Regions from separate parts of the Homo sapiens genome. Here region 2 is linked to region 1. A link is an interaction called in ENCODE POLR2A ChIA-PET data of the cell type or tissue named here. Cell type or tissue: IMR-90. All regions are shown on one strand. Each heading gives the region's core, and the rest is flanking DNA. Links, peaks and the distances in the headings are about the cores only.

Evidence for each region. Peaks named below come from ENCODE experiments on the same cell type or tissue, not always from the same donor. Only the 100,000 strongest peaks of a DNase experiment are listed, where the experiment ranks them.
Region 2: POLR2A ChIA-PET joins it to region 1 with 14 read pairs; 3 of 35 experiments call an interaction of 5 or more read pairs at or near these places.

What each region holds. Positions count from the first base shown.
Region 1 is chr5:167,942,197-167,948,563 of GRCh38, forward strand. The region is part of intron 5 of TENM2 (teneurin transmembrane protein 2); the gene reads left to right. The region is part of intron 2 of TENM2-AS3 (TENM2 antisense RNA 3); the gene reads right to left. Among named protein-coding and RNA genes, the nearest start is that of TENM2-AS3, 8.2 kb to the right of the region's middle. RefSeq lists an enhancer at 3,574-4,075. In IMR-90, for the core only: no CTCF peak of the experiment used is centred there; a DNase peak (open chromatin) is centred at 3,625; H3K27ac peaks cover 2,338 bases.
Region 2 is chr5:167,842,367-167,848,733 of GRCh38, forward strand. All of the region lies in intron 4 of TENM2 (teneurin transmembrane protein 2), which reads left to right. Among named protein-coding and RNA genes, the nearest start is that of TENM2-AS3, 110 kb to the right of the region's middle. In IMR-90, for the core only: no CTCF peak of the experiment used is centred there; no DNase peak of the experiment used is centred there; H3K27me3 peaks cover 169 bases.

The DNA.
Region 1 (6,367 bases), core at 2,296-4,795:
GACTCCCATCTCAAAAAAAGTAAATAAATAAATAATAATTAGCCTATTCAGGTGAAAATAAATGCTGACATTTCCTGAGGGCCTTCTATGTGTGATGCATTTTCTGAGCACTTTAAACGTAGTATCTCATTTAACTCTCTTTACCAATTAGGAATTGTTATTAACCACCTTTTACAGATGAGGATACAGAGGTTAAGCACCTCAGAACTTTGGTGGTCTAACTTCAGAAGTCCTCCAGGCAAAACTGGAGAGATCAATGTTTTCAAGACTGAAAAGGCCCTAGAAATGGCCTCCTGAACCCTTGCTAGAAAGAAACCTTTCTTCTAGTGGAGCACACCGGGACCCAGTGATTCTTATGGCAATGCCTCTTCCTCCCACTGCAAAACTGAGGGCTGATAACACACTGGCCTCCTGGTGGTCCCAGTTTTTTTCTAAAAGTTAGTGGCATCCTGGGGATCTTCAAGGTGAGGGTGAGAGGTTTCTCCTCTAAGCCTGCTCAGCAGCGGGGTACTTCTACTCATCATTCATGCAACATCATAAGAAAGGTCTTGAGCACTGTGAGAGGTCTGATTTATTTTAATTGGGAGGTAAAGACAACTCCAAGACAACTTTGAAAGAAACCAGTAAACAATTACCAGCAAAATCCAGAGAGTGCTCTCTCTGACAGTAGTTGAGCCATGTAGTCTTAGGCAGTGGATGTTTCTCCAGATATTTGATTATCTTGGGTAATTACTTGTGTGGGTGCGTACGTGTGTGTATGTGTGTGCATTCTAAAGGCAAAAAGGGGGTTCTGAAAATATCTCCAGCGATATGTCTTTACATCCCATGACATCAGCTGTTACTTGACGTGACACCAGATGCAGTTCAAGGTCTGACATTCAGCTGGCTTCTGTTTATATAGTATGGAGAAACTTTTGTTCCCTTGCCCTATAAGGCATGTACCAGGAGAGATTTTGGGAAAAGTTCACCCAGATAGTAAATAATTCTGCTGAGCTTTGAAGTGAAAATGCTCCAGGAACCTTTATCCCATCCTTGCCATTTAACTGGTATGCTTCGGCCACTCTTGGTATTAATGAATGGTGTAGATCAGAGTTTGTTTCCATTATTCTGTTCATCAGAGGCACAATCTCAAATCAAAATTATATTTTATCTTTGTTTTGATCTTTCTATGTTTGGGGGAAAGCACTGTAAACATCTCAAAGAGAGAGAGAAAAAAAGAATGAAATACACCCCCAGGAAATTCTAGTTAAAGACCTAAAGAATGGCATCTCAGTGGAAAAGAATTCCACTGTGAGGTTTGGCTTTTTTAAAAAAATAGCCTGGTCTTTGAAAAACATATTATCTTTCATGGGTAGGGAAATATCCAAATTTTGCCCAGCCTATTTTACAATAAGACCTTGAAAAGCTATGTGATGAGCTGGAATGAGAGGAGTTTAAATTTTTGATGCAATTCTCTGCCTGGGAAAGTGATAATGCTGCTCACATAACAGAAAGAGTATTTTCTGCTACAGCACAACAATCAACATAACGTCTGGGCATATTAATAATTTCACTCCTAAACTTCTCGACAGGGAGTGCATGGGTCTTAATAGTATTGTCAAGATCCTTAGGGCAATTGAAAAACCCAAAATCATTACTTTCTACTGATAGGCTTTCCTCTCCCAGAGGAGGCCAAAATACCTAGGGTAATGTAGATTTACTGAAATGCTCAGATAGGCACTGCTCAGACGTAACTGTGTAATAAAATCTTCTCTTTAGAAGGGTCCTTCTCAGATATTTCAAGTGGTCTTTTTTATTTTGTCTTTGTCACTTGGAAAGTAGCTAATGGAGATGACGCTGATCTCAAGTAATACTTTCCTGATGATTTAGGAAGGCAAAGAATGAGTATAGGGGCAATGGTCAAATGATGTGGCACCTACGATTAAAATCCCTTTCTGACCCTTCATGTGTGAGAACGTGCCCTATTGGGGCGGGATGGTCCCAAATTCACAATAGCTATTAAGCTCTTAACCCAAGGGCAGCTACTGACTTGGCACCCAGTTCGAGTCCCCTTATCCTTTCTTGTTTCCCCTCCCACAAATGTCCCTGCCTGTGCCTGGCTAGGTGATTACAGCCATGCCTGAACCGCTAGAACAAATTCCCAGCTCGCCCTCAGACATTCACATGTGCAACTCGTTCTCAAATGCCATCACCTAACAATCTCCATCTGAAGAATATCAGCAGCTGCAGGGTCTCAGCCAAAAAAAAAAAAAAGGCCTGCAGGGGACCTGCTTCAGGTTGCCAGGGGAAGATCTTTTTAAGTGCTAGGCAGTGTGCCCCGTTTGAGATTGAACTTTGACTGGCTCTGATGGAGCTCTGCAACAGACAGATGTCGTGGTTATAATAAACAGAGGGAATTGCCATTTCCATGAAATGTCCAGGATTGGCACATCCATAGGAACAGAGAGTAGATTAACATTTGCCAGAGGCTATGGGAGGGAGGAAGGGACTGGGCCGTGACTGCTGATGGGTATGTTGTATCCTTTGAGGGTGATGAAAATGTTCTAAAATTAGATAGTGGTGATAGTTGCATATCTTGGTGAATATACTAAAGTAACACTGAAATGTATACTTTTAAAAGCTGAATTGTATGATATCTCAGTAAAACTGTTATTTTAAAAAAGCAGAAGAGGTGATCAGGCAGCAAGTGCCAGGAAAAACAACCAAAAAACAAACAAAGACGGAGGAGTTTGAAGTCACCTTCCCTCTGTGTCTAGCCATCTCCCTGTTAAAGGAGCCCTAGAGGTAACAGAAATGAGGGAATTAAGTGGGAGGGCATCATTGATTCCAGCAATCAACTAGAATGCTCTAGGGATAGAGGCAGAAATCTACTCTGATCCCTGTCCTCTGAGACTCTAAATATAACTCCCAGGGACATGATTTGTTCATTCATTCATTCATTCATCACCACTAGTTTTATACCAGGCACTGTAGCCTTATGCTGGGATATACAGACAAGTGAGACAGACTGTTTTTAATGGAGGCACTCATGATCTAGTGGAGAGCACAGGAGAGTCCAAAAATAATATAAAACCATGTGCTGAGCGTTACAAAAGAAATATAAGCAGTGGGCAAATCAAGCACCCGGGGGGGGCACAGATACGTTACAGTTAAATACAAAATTTAAGGAGAGAGAATTATGTTACTTAACCTCCCCACACCTCAGTCTCCTCATCTTTAAAGGGGAGAGCAATATCTTCTTTAAAGTGCTTTAAAGGTTATTGTAAGTTTTAAATAAGATGAAATATGTAGAGTGCTTATCACACAGTTGGTGCTTACTAAATGGGAGCTATTGGACTTAGGTGATCTAAGATGTCCCTGCCGACCCTAGTCCTTTACGAACGTAGGCAGAGCGGAGGAAAACTTTGAATTCTGAGCCTGCAAATGATTGCTCCTTGTGACTGTAATTCCCGTGTTCCGCTATGCAGTGTTGATCTGTGCGTCATTGCGAATGCATTCGGAATGTTTTTCTCTGAGGTCATATATTTTGTGTAAGAAAGAGAGCTATAAATCATTCCTTACAGGCAAGCACAGCCCTTTCTTTCTCTGCCCTCTGTTCAGGCTGAGCGGGGTGCTTCCTTCAAGGACAGCCCCCTGATACAGGCCTGTGCAACCCAGGCCAGAGGCACTGGCTAGAGCTGGAGCCAGCGGCTGGGGAGATGAGGAGGAGGCTACAACTTGACTCACTCCTTCATCCCCCTTCTTGTTTCTCCTCCACTCTGAAATGTGGAAAAGCTGCAGCTGCAGCTTGCGACAGCAGTGACCAGATCCAAGAAAGACTGCAGACAGGCCACCTGCCCTGTGAAGCCAGCCATACCATATGTGTGTCAATAACAAAAAATGCAAGTCCATTCTTTAGGAGATAAGTCATTCTGTAGGTGTTAAGACAGAAGGAGGAAGCAAGGTCATTGTCCCACATGCCCAGTACTTAGAGACAAATAAGGAAATCTCTTCAAATATGGGAGGAGGCTGGATTTGGACCTATTCCTTCCATCCCTGGGCTCTTGGCAAAGTACCTCAGGTCAGAGCAGGACAGGACAAGCTGGGATGGAGTGTGCCCTTGGTTCTGCCCCTGACAGGCCTAATTGCTGCTCATTCCTCATGCTGCCCCTCACGCCGCTGGTTAGGGAGCCAGGGATGCAGCACAGTGAAGGAAGTTTGGGGAGGGCCTTTGGGAAGGCATAGAAAGAGATTGCACTGCAGTTTGGCTGTTCTGGCCTATTTCTCCTGATTCAAGCAGCATCCGTGAGGTGGTGCAGAGCTTTGAGGTGGGCGATTCCCTCCAGTTTCTCACAAGATTGGATTCTGCCATTTAAGCAAATGTGCAAAGAAATGAGTCCAGGCTGTTTTCCTCTGTATTTGCTAGGCATATATCAGCCAGGGCAGGGGACCTGTTTCCTCCCTGTGTGCCTGTGTTCTGGTTTTGGGTTCCTTTGCATACAGCTGGGAGGGGAAGAGACCTGGGATCGTGTGCCAGCTCTACCACTTACTAAGCTATATGACATCTGGTGCATTACTTAACCTCTCTGAACCTCACTTACTGGATCTGTGAAATGGGCATGATAAGTGACCTGTCTCCTAGGAGTAAGTGGGAATATATTGAAATGATTTATGTACAACACTTGGCACAGTACCCGACACACAGGGAGAACTTAACTCATGGCAGCCATGGACAATATTATTGTTTTGTTATCATCAGCATCAATTGTTTTGCTTATGGAAATGGAGCAGTTCTGAATCCCGTTTTATTTTTGTGGGCTCTTACAGAGACACTCTTGAGACTATCTGTTAATAGCTCCTGGCCACGTCACTTAGTCACTCTGCCCTCCTGCTGGCCAAATTTGAAGGTGGAGGGGTCAGAGATTGATGATTTTGCAGCCAAATGCAGCCGCATGTTCATTGAATATCCCCCTCCAAGAACTGCCATTTCAAAGGACTTGGAAAAGTTGGGCCCACAGTGCCCTAGGAGGTACTAATCATTTTCCTCAGAGTCATAGTTGCTATAGCTGCCATTGCTATTATCAGAATGATTAATTATATCAAATAGTAATAATCATAATAATATGTGTTAATAGCTTGCTATGTACCATGAATTGTGCTAGGCTCCTTAAAAATATATTTCCATTTGACTCTCCTAACAATCATGTATGAGAAGTAAGATTACTATATCCATTTTACAAGTGAACGACTCAGAAAGAAAAATATGTCACTTTCCAGTGTCCACACATCTGGTCAGTGGCCAAGCAGGGATTCAAGCCAACCACTAGCCTGAACATCTGCAACAGACTCTGTCCTCCTTGGATCTAACCAGACACTGTTATTCTTGAAAATCCTCACCCCCAATTCCCTCTGGCCAATTCAAGGTCAAATTTGAACAGGGTGTCCTGGTGCCAGTTATCATCAACCAGAGATTCTCAAGTCTCTGCCAACACCATCTCCTCTTTTAGAAACTTTAAATTGCTATTGAGATGTAACTTGCCCTAAAAGGTGGTTCAAGAGAAGAAGGCAAAGAGTTTGTGGTTAATTTGTCATCTGAGGGTCTGAGGGAGTTGAAAATTTTAAAGACCAACCATTGGCATGCCATTCCCAGGAATGAGTGATTTATTAGCAGCTAGGCAGGCCCTGACTTTTATTTTTTTCTTTCATATATTTTATCATCATTTCTAATCACCAGGAAAAATTGGTGAAGACTATGGCGCAAGACAAGCCTGGTTTAATTTGTCTCTGCTTTCCCACCCCATCTATTTGTCGATGCTTGGCAAAAGTAGACCCAACCTAAACACGTCCTCCAGCTGTTTATTTAGGCAGAATGCAACAACAATAGTCGATTATTAACAATTTCTTCCTTAGAGCCCCTGAAAGTCTTCCTTTATATGTTGTTTAAAACGTGGGCATTGATTGTTTCCCCATGCCGTGTGAGCAACTCTAATGGAGTCAACACAAAAGTTGATATGCCAAGGTTTTTCACTTCCCACATCTGACTTTATGGGAATTGGTATCGTTACTCAACAAAGAAGCACTGCTTCATTTTTCTCAAGTTTCACTGCCAACCGGTAGGCATTTAGGAAGGACAGACTATGTGACTGGCATCCCTCTCAAAATCAACTGGCAACAACTGTCCCACAGAAAATCTAAAAGCGCAGAAGCACAGACCATTCTTTAGCAGGACAGACAGCAGTGCTCATTCAAGCCCTTGATTTTTAAACATACAGGAAACATCTTGTCTATAAATTCACTTATCATTTCCAGGCACCTTACTTATACCTCCCCTGGTTTTTAGTAAAGAGCCAATAAGACAGTTCCTTCTTCCTAGGACTAAAAGCCACGC
Region 2 (6,367 bases), core at 1,259-3,758, 100 kb before region 1:
TCACCTGAGGTCAGGAGTTCAAGACCAGCCTGGCCAACTTGGTGAAAGACTATCTCTACTAAAAATACAAAAATTAGCTAGGCATGGTGGCACATGCTTGTGATCCCAGCTACTTGGGAAGCTGAGGCAGGAGAATTGCTTGAGCCTGGAAGGTGGAGGATGCAGTCAGCCGAGATCATGCCATTGAACTGGGAAATGGACCAGACTCCATGTCAAAAAAAAAAAAAAAAAAAAAAAAAAAAAGAACCCTTTTATCCCCCAGTTCCTCAGAGACCATTTATATATGGCTCTTCTGCACAAACCCAGGTAGAGTTTGCACCCCATGTGACTCCCCATTCAAGGTTGCCATTATACCACTCAAGGAGCTGAGTCTACTGAGCAAGTGCTTTGCTTCCTTGTGGCAGTGTCAAGCTACTATAGAAGTGTCTAACCCTTAGCTCTAATCTCCTTTATTTATCTCATCAAACGCTGATTGGATGAGGCCAGTGGCGCACACTTAGCCGTGCTGGGCTAACACAGTTGGCTCCTATCAGTTAGAATTCAACTGAAGGCTTGCATCCCCATGGAGCATTTCTCATTCACCAGCCTGTTTTAGGACACGATGAAATGCCTCCTACATAGCACTTACCTCAATTCGCAACAACACTTTGATTTTTGAGATGATTGTATTGGTATCTAGTACCATGACCCAACTCTAGGGTCCGTGAAACTCCCACAATTTTGCCTGCCATTGTGTCCTCAATGCCCAGTGCACAGTAGACACTCAATACATAACTGTTTAATGGAAGAGTGACTGCATCAGTAGTGACTTCTGACAAATGATGAAACACAATAAGACCATGGGCTAACTCGAAATACGTTTAAGCCCAATAAAATTACATTTGGCATAAGAAGATAGGGATCATGCTTGCTCTGAGAATTTGAGGACGTTTTTGTTTGCTTGTGTGTTTGTTTTAGATTTAAATGAGGGAAATCGCACTTTTGAAAGCACCAAACTGTGTCTTACATATACATAGTAGACACTTGAAAAGCATCCATTTCGAATTAATCATTTTGAGAGCTTAGCACAACCTTAGCAGTTAAACTGTCTGTTACTATTTTCAAGAAAGTCTATACTTGTCCAACTGTATTTGTTTATTTGAGAGTCACATTTAACCAGGACTTATTTCACTCTGTATTCTTAATATTTGTAGGGTTGGTGGGGGAGGGGGTACAAAATAATATTTTCCTAAACAAATAGAGCCTGATTTATTCAGGAAAATAGAGATTATAGATGGTTTGCAGGAAAAAGAAGGTTTGAAAACAAAACCTGTGAGCAGATTGTTTTCAAGTACTTTAATAGGCTCAGCTGCTTCCTCTCCTCCACTTTTCTTTTCCATGAATATAATAATAATGATGATAAAGGTTTATGCTGGACCCATTATAACAATAGGGACTATCACCAAAGTATTCTAAAACTCTCTTTCAACTATAGGAGATGATCTTCAGAGAAAACACTTGAAATTGCTACTTTGTGTTATCAAGCTCTGATGATTTGGGGTATATTGTTTCTTCTGTGTGGCCCTACTTCAAATTAAGGCTGGATAATGGTAGGCAAAACAGTCAGAAGCATGCTTTCACTGGTGAGGCATCTCTTTTGGCTGAGTTAATCTTTATAGTGAAGATATACATTGAAAGTATATGTTTCCTTACTGCCTGTACAGCTTAGTTTGCTCAGTGTCCAGGTGGCTTTAGTTATGACTTATGACTCAAGGATAGCATTTTAGGAGAACCAGTGGGAAAAAAAAGTAGTATAAATGTAAATGTAAAAGATACAGCTCATTCTGTCTTTGAAATCGTTGATGTGAAAAGAGCTCAACAGTGTTTTATTTAAACAAGGTCGGCTTCGACCTTGATTGACTTGCAGTAAATTGCCTGGTACAAGAGGCAAAAGGAAATGGAGAGAAAAATGGCAATCAGCACCAAATGTTTCACATATTGATTGACAAGCACCAGAGATGTGCTAGAGTAAGACAAATTGGCCAACAGGGCCCATCTTGACAGCTCTTGAGATGGGAAAATTGTTCTTGTTAATTTGCTGCAGGAACCTTGTCATTTATGGAATGTGCACGTGAGTGTCTCCTAATTGTGCAAACAAAGTTCAGTTTCCTACACAGCCTTGTTGTGTTATTGGGTTTGGTAATTCTTTGGTCTGAATCACCAGGATGCATTTGTAAATGGCTTTTAAATTGGGGGACAAAAGGGGAAGTGGTGCACCTGCTATAAGATGGCATTTTCAACTGAAATATAGCAAATTACTTGGTGGACATTTTCCGTTTAACAATAGATTTCAGACAAACTCATGTGCATAAGCTCTCCTTCCATCTGTCTGCCATGATTCTCTTCTGCCGTACTGGATCTAATTGCCTTTATCTCAATGCAGGTTTGAGTTTGGGGGTTTTCAGGTATGTAAATTTTATTTTAGGAGTTTGGTAGTGGCCAAAAAAAAAAAAAAAATCCTTCGTAGACTTTTCTATCTTCGCCCCTTCAGTATTTCTATCTTTCTCTTTTAGTCTTCTCCTAACACTTCTCTAATATCCTCCTCCCTCTCTCCCTCTATGCTGAATTAGTGAATGTCTGTTATCACCCAGGTACCTCTTTACACCTCTCTCTGTAAGATGCACTGTATTATGGACCAGACTGCCAAGGAGACCCATCCAGAAGCCAACGTTCAGTCTTGTTTGTCATTTTTTCCAAATTAGGTAAAAATGCATTTTCATTTAGGGTATAATTTAAATTAAAGCATTGTCACAGACGTTTTTGTTTTAATGTTTTACAAGTAGAAGCCCTCACCATCATTATTACCCCTTCCCCCGAGTCCCCCCCTCCCGCGCCACACACACACACACACACACACACACACACACACACACACAACACGGCCCCACTCTCTCTCTCTGAATTTTTCAGGCCATTACTGCAGTCTTGCTTGGGCAGGAATGGAAAGGTCTTTATTTTCATTTAAATGGGCTGTATGAAAAATAAATCTTAACTTCCAAGACCTGTTCTTAATCACCTTCATTAATGTCGCAGCTCAGAACAATGCATCACTTTCCTACTGTCTAAGAGGAAGATCCAGACTCAAAAATATTCATGATTTCCATATTACTTTGTACAGACCCCTTTAACATTAACTTGTTCCAGTGTTGGGCAGGTCACATAGATGCTTAAAACAGCTGGCATATGGAATAAAATATGGGAATAGTGGGGGGAATATGTACCCCACTGAAGGCATTCAGTGTCATAACTACAGACAGACAAATAGACAGAATATTGTGGAAGCTTTAGAGCTGTAGGGTTTGTGATCCCTAGCCTAGACTTACCATTCTTAACCTGTTTTCAAAAACACTCTTCGCTGATTATCTCATTTTGTCTTCAAAATAGCCCTGGAAAGTAGGTGCATGAGACTCCATTTTCCCCATTTCACATTGAAAACAGAAGCATCAGAAAGTCAACTAAACTTGTTAGATGGAGGCAGGGAAAGGAACCTGGACAGCTGGCCCGACTGCTCCTACAGTGACCTTTCCACTTAGCATTCTCTCATCCATTTGATGTCACTCAACAGCTGCTTCCAGCCTCATCCTTCACCCCATCTTCTTCGCAATGCCCAACTCTAAAATCACCTTCTCTCTCCAGTTGTCATTGACCTCACCTTCCCCAGGCAGAGTTCACTGCACCCTCTTCTGGGTTGCAATGTCCCTGAAAGCAGGTCCCTTTCATAGTAGCTACCAGGTTGACAATGCAGCCACCTATTTACATGTCTATCTCCCTCACTGAAGTGTGGATTCCTCAAGGACACAGACTGTGTCTGGTTCCATGTCACTTTCCTTGTGTCTGGCACTGCTTCTGCCACGTAGTCAGCCCCCAGTGAATATTGGTTGAATGAATTTGAAGTGTTAGTAAACACACACTACAACACAACTTAGAAAAGTGCTCAGTCCAGAGTTCCCATCCTAAATTTCTTCTCCATCTGCATGAATTCACTGTGCCTGAATGGCAAGTCATTTCATTTCGGAATTATCCTGAATCAGAAAAGAGAAGGCAAGAGAAGCTCTGGCCATCAGCAGCATGCGGATTGCTAGAAAATGTTTATCCCCAGGAAGCCTAGAAGTGCTGGGGAGTCTTTTTTAGAATGCTCAGGTGTTGTTTCTGTGATGCCAAGAATCTTCCAAAAGATTGAGATGAAGCCACAGAGAAAAATGCTTCAATGTTTCAATAACATTAAAAATTTAAATGCTAGAATATTTTAGGTTTCTTTGATTTACAAATTAATACCCCCAAATATGTATATAAACATTCCCAAGGCTGAGGTTCACCAAGGACCAATTTATTGAACAAGAAAGCCTCTTTGGATTCTCCTTAAGTGGCACCTTTTGGTTCACATAAATAAACTTGTCTTCCCCTCTTCTACCTCCTCTGAAAGAAGGTTGTGTGAATTGAAACTGCAGAATCATATTCCAAAGATCGTTGTGCGTTATCCTGAGGACAGGAAGGGCACAGCATCAGAGAATCTTCCTTTTGGATTGGACCACAGAAGTCATTTCAATTGATTGATTGATTGATTGATTGGAAATGGGATCTCATTCTGTCACACAGGCTGGAGTGTAGTGGTGTGATCAAGGCTCACTGCAGTCTCAACCTCCTGGGCTCAAGCCATCCTCCCACCTCAGCTTCCCAAGTGGCTACGAGTATGCACCACCATGCCTGGCTACTTTTTAAAGATGTTTTGTAGAGATAGAGTCTCACTATGTTGCCCAAGTTGATCTTGAACTCCTGGGCTTAAGCGATCCTCTTGCCTTAGACTCCCAAAGTGCTGGGATTACAGGCATGAGCCGCCATGCCCAGCCTCACCCTATCTTTATCCCACATAAATGTCTTTTCTAACATCCTCTCTAAGGGCCATCTAACATCTGCTTAAATGCCTCCACCCACAGTGAACTCACTTCCACACAAGAAAGCCCATTTCATTTGTGTACTGATCAAATCACTAGAAAATCTACTATTCTATTAACCCAAACTCATTTTTTCTATCACTTCTATTCCTTGGTCTCTGTTATGCCCTCTGCAAATAAACAAATCAAATGCCAACCTCCTTGCACAGGACTGGACTGCATAGCCTGAGTTGAACCTTCCCCTGTACACACAAGACCCTGTCTGTCCAAGTCTCCAGTTCTCCTGAGAATCCTAGATTCCTTCATACCTTCACCTCACTGAAAGTTAGCGCATCTCCACCATTTGCCCATTTACTTCTGAACACCTTCAATACAGATGTTCATTTTGAAATGTTTCTGTATCTATGAGTATGTTCTGACTAAATCTCAGAGCAAAACTGGAAGAAGTACAGCTTCTTTTCATTAGAACTTTGACTTCTATTCGTGGTTTATTTGGGCCAAACATATTAATCTGTGTCTCATGCAGAGATTATACTGATATAAAACTCCAAAGCCTTTTTTTATATTTGCTTCCGTTCAGTCATATTTTCCCATCTACTACTAACAGTTTTATTTTTCTTTTAACCTAAGTGCAACACTTTACACTTACCCTTTAGATTTCAGTTTGGGTAATTTGGACATATTTGGATCTTTATTATTTTCCAGAATATATGTTCATTCTTCTAGCTTTATGTTCCCTACAGATAAGATGACCGTTTCTCTCCTTATGTGTTTCTCAACATACCTGCTGAGCATGCCCAATAACAGAGCCCTGTGGTACATCATTAGGAACATGTAGAGAAATAGACTTCAGTGGACTACAATGAATGGCTGAGTAGGTCATGAGAGCTGAGTGGATCGTGAGAACTGAATAGGTCATGAGAGTTCTTCAAAGTGTTAAATAGTGAATGCATAATAGAGTTGCCATAGATCTTACCCTTCAATTGAAAACCCAAGTGTCCATAATGATCAGCTAGGCAATATGAATGAATGAAATAAGAGGGCATGGTGGGGTTTGTGGTAAAGTGGAGAGTGCATATGTAAATCAAAGCCACTAAAATTCAATTAAAAGAAAAAAACACTGTTTTACTGCTTTGGCAAATATATATATATAAAACATATTATATATTTTGTATGTATATATCTTCATATATACACACACATATATCTATATGCCAAATGAGGCCAGTGGGCTGCCACAGGGCCAACTCTGCTCCAGAGAGCAGCATTAGAACCAAGGAATAGACTTGTATGTTTCTACTATGTAGAGCCATCCTCTTAATGATTTCTCGGACAGTCATTGCTAAAAAGCTACTGCTCTAAGCACTTTTTCTCCTTGGGTAGTTGTTGAGACATTGGTTCACTCTCTGGTGACTTTTTTCCAGAGCTGACAGTAT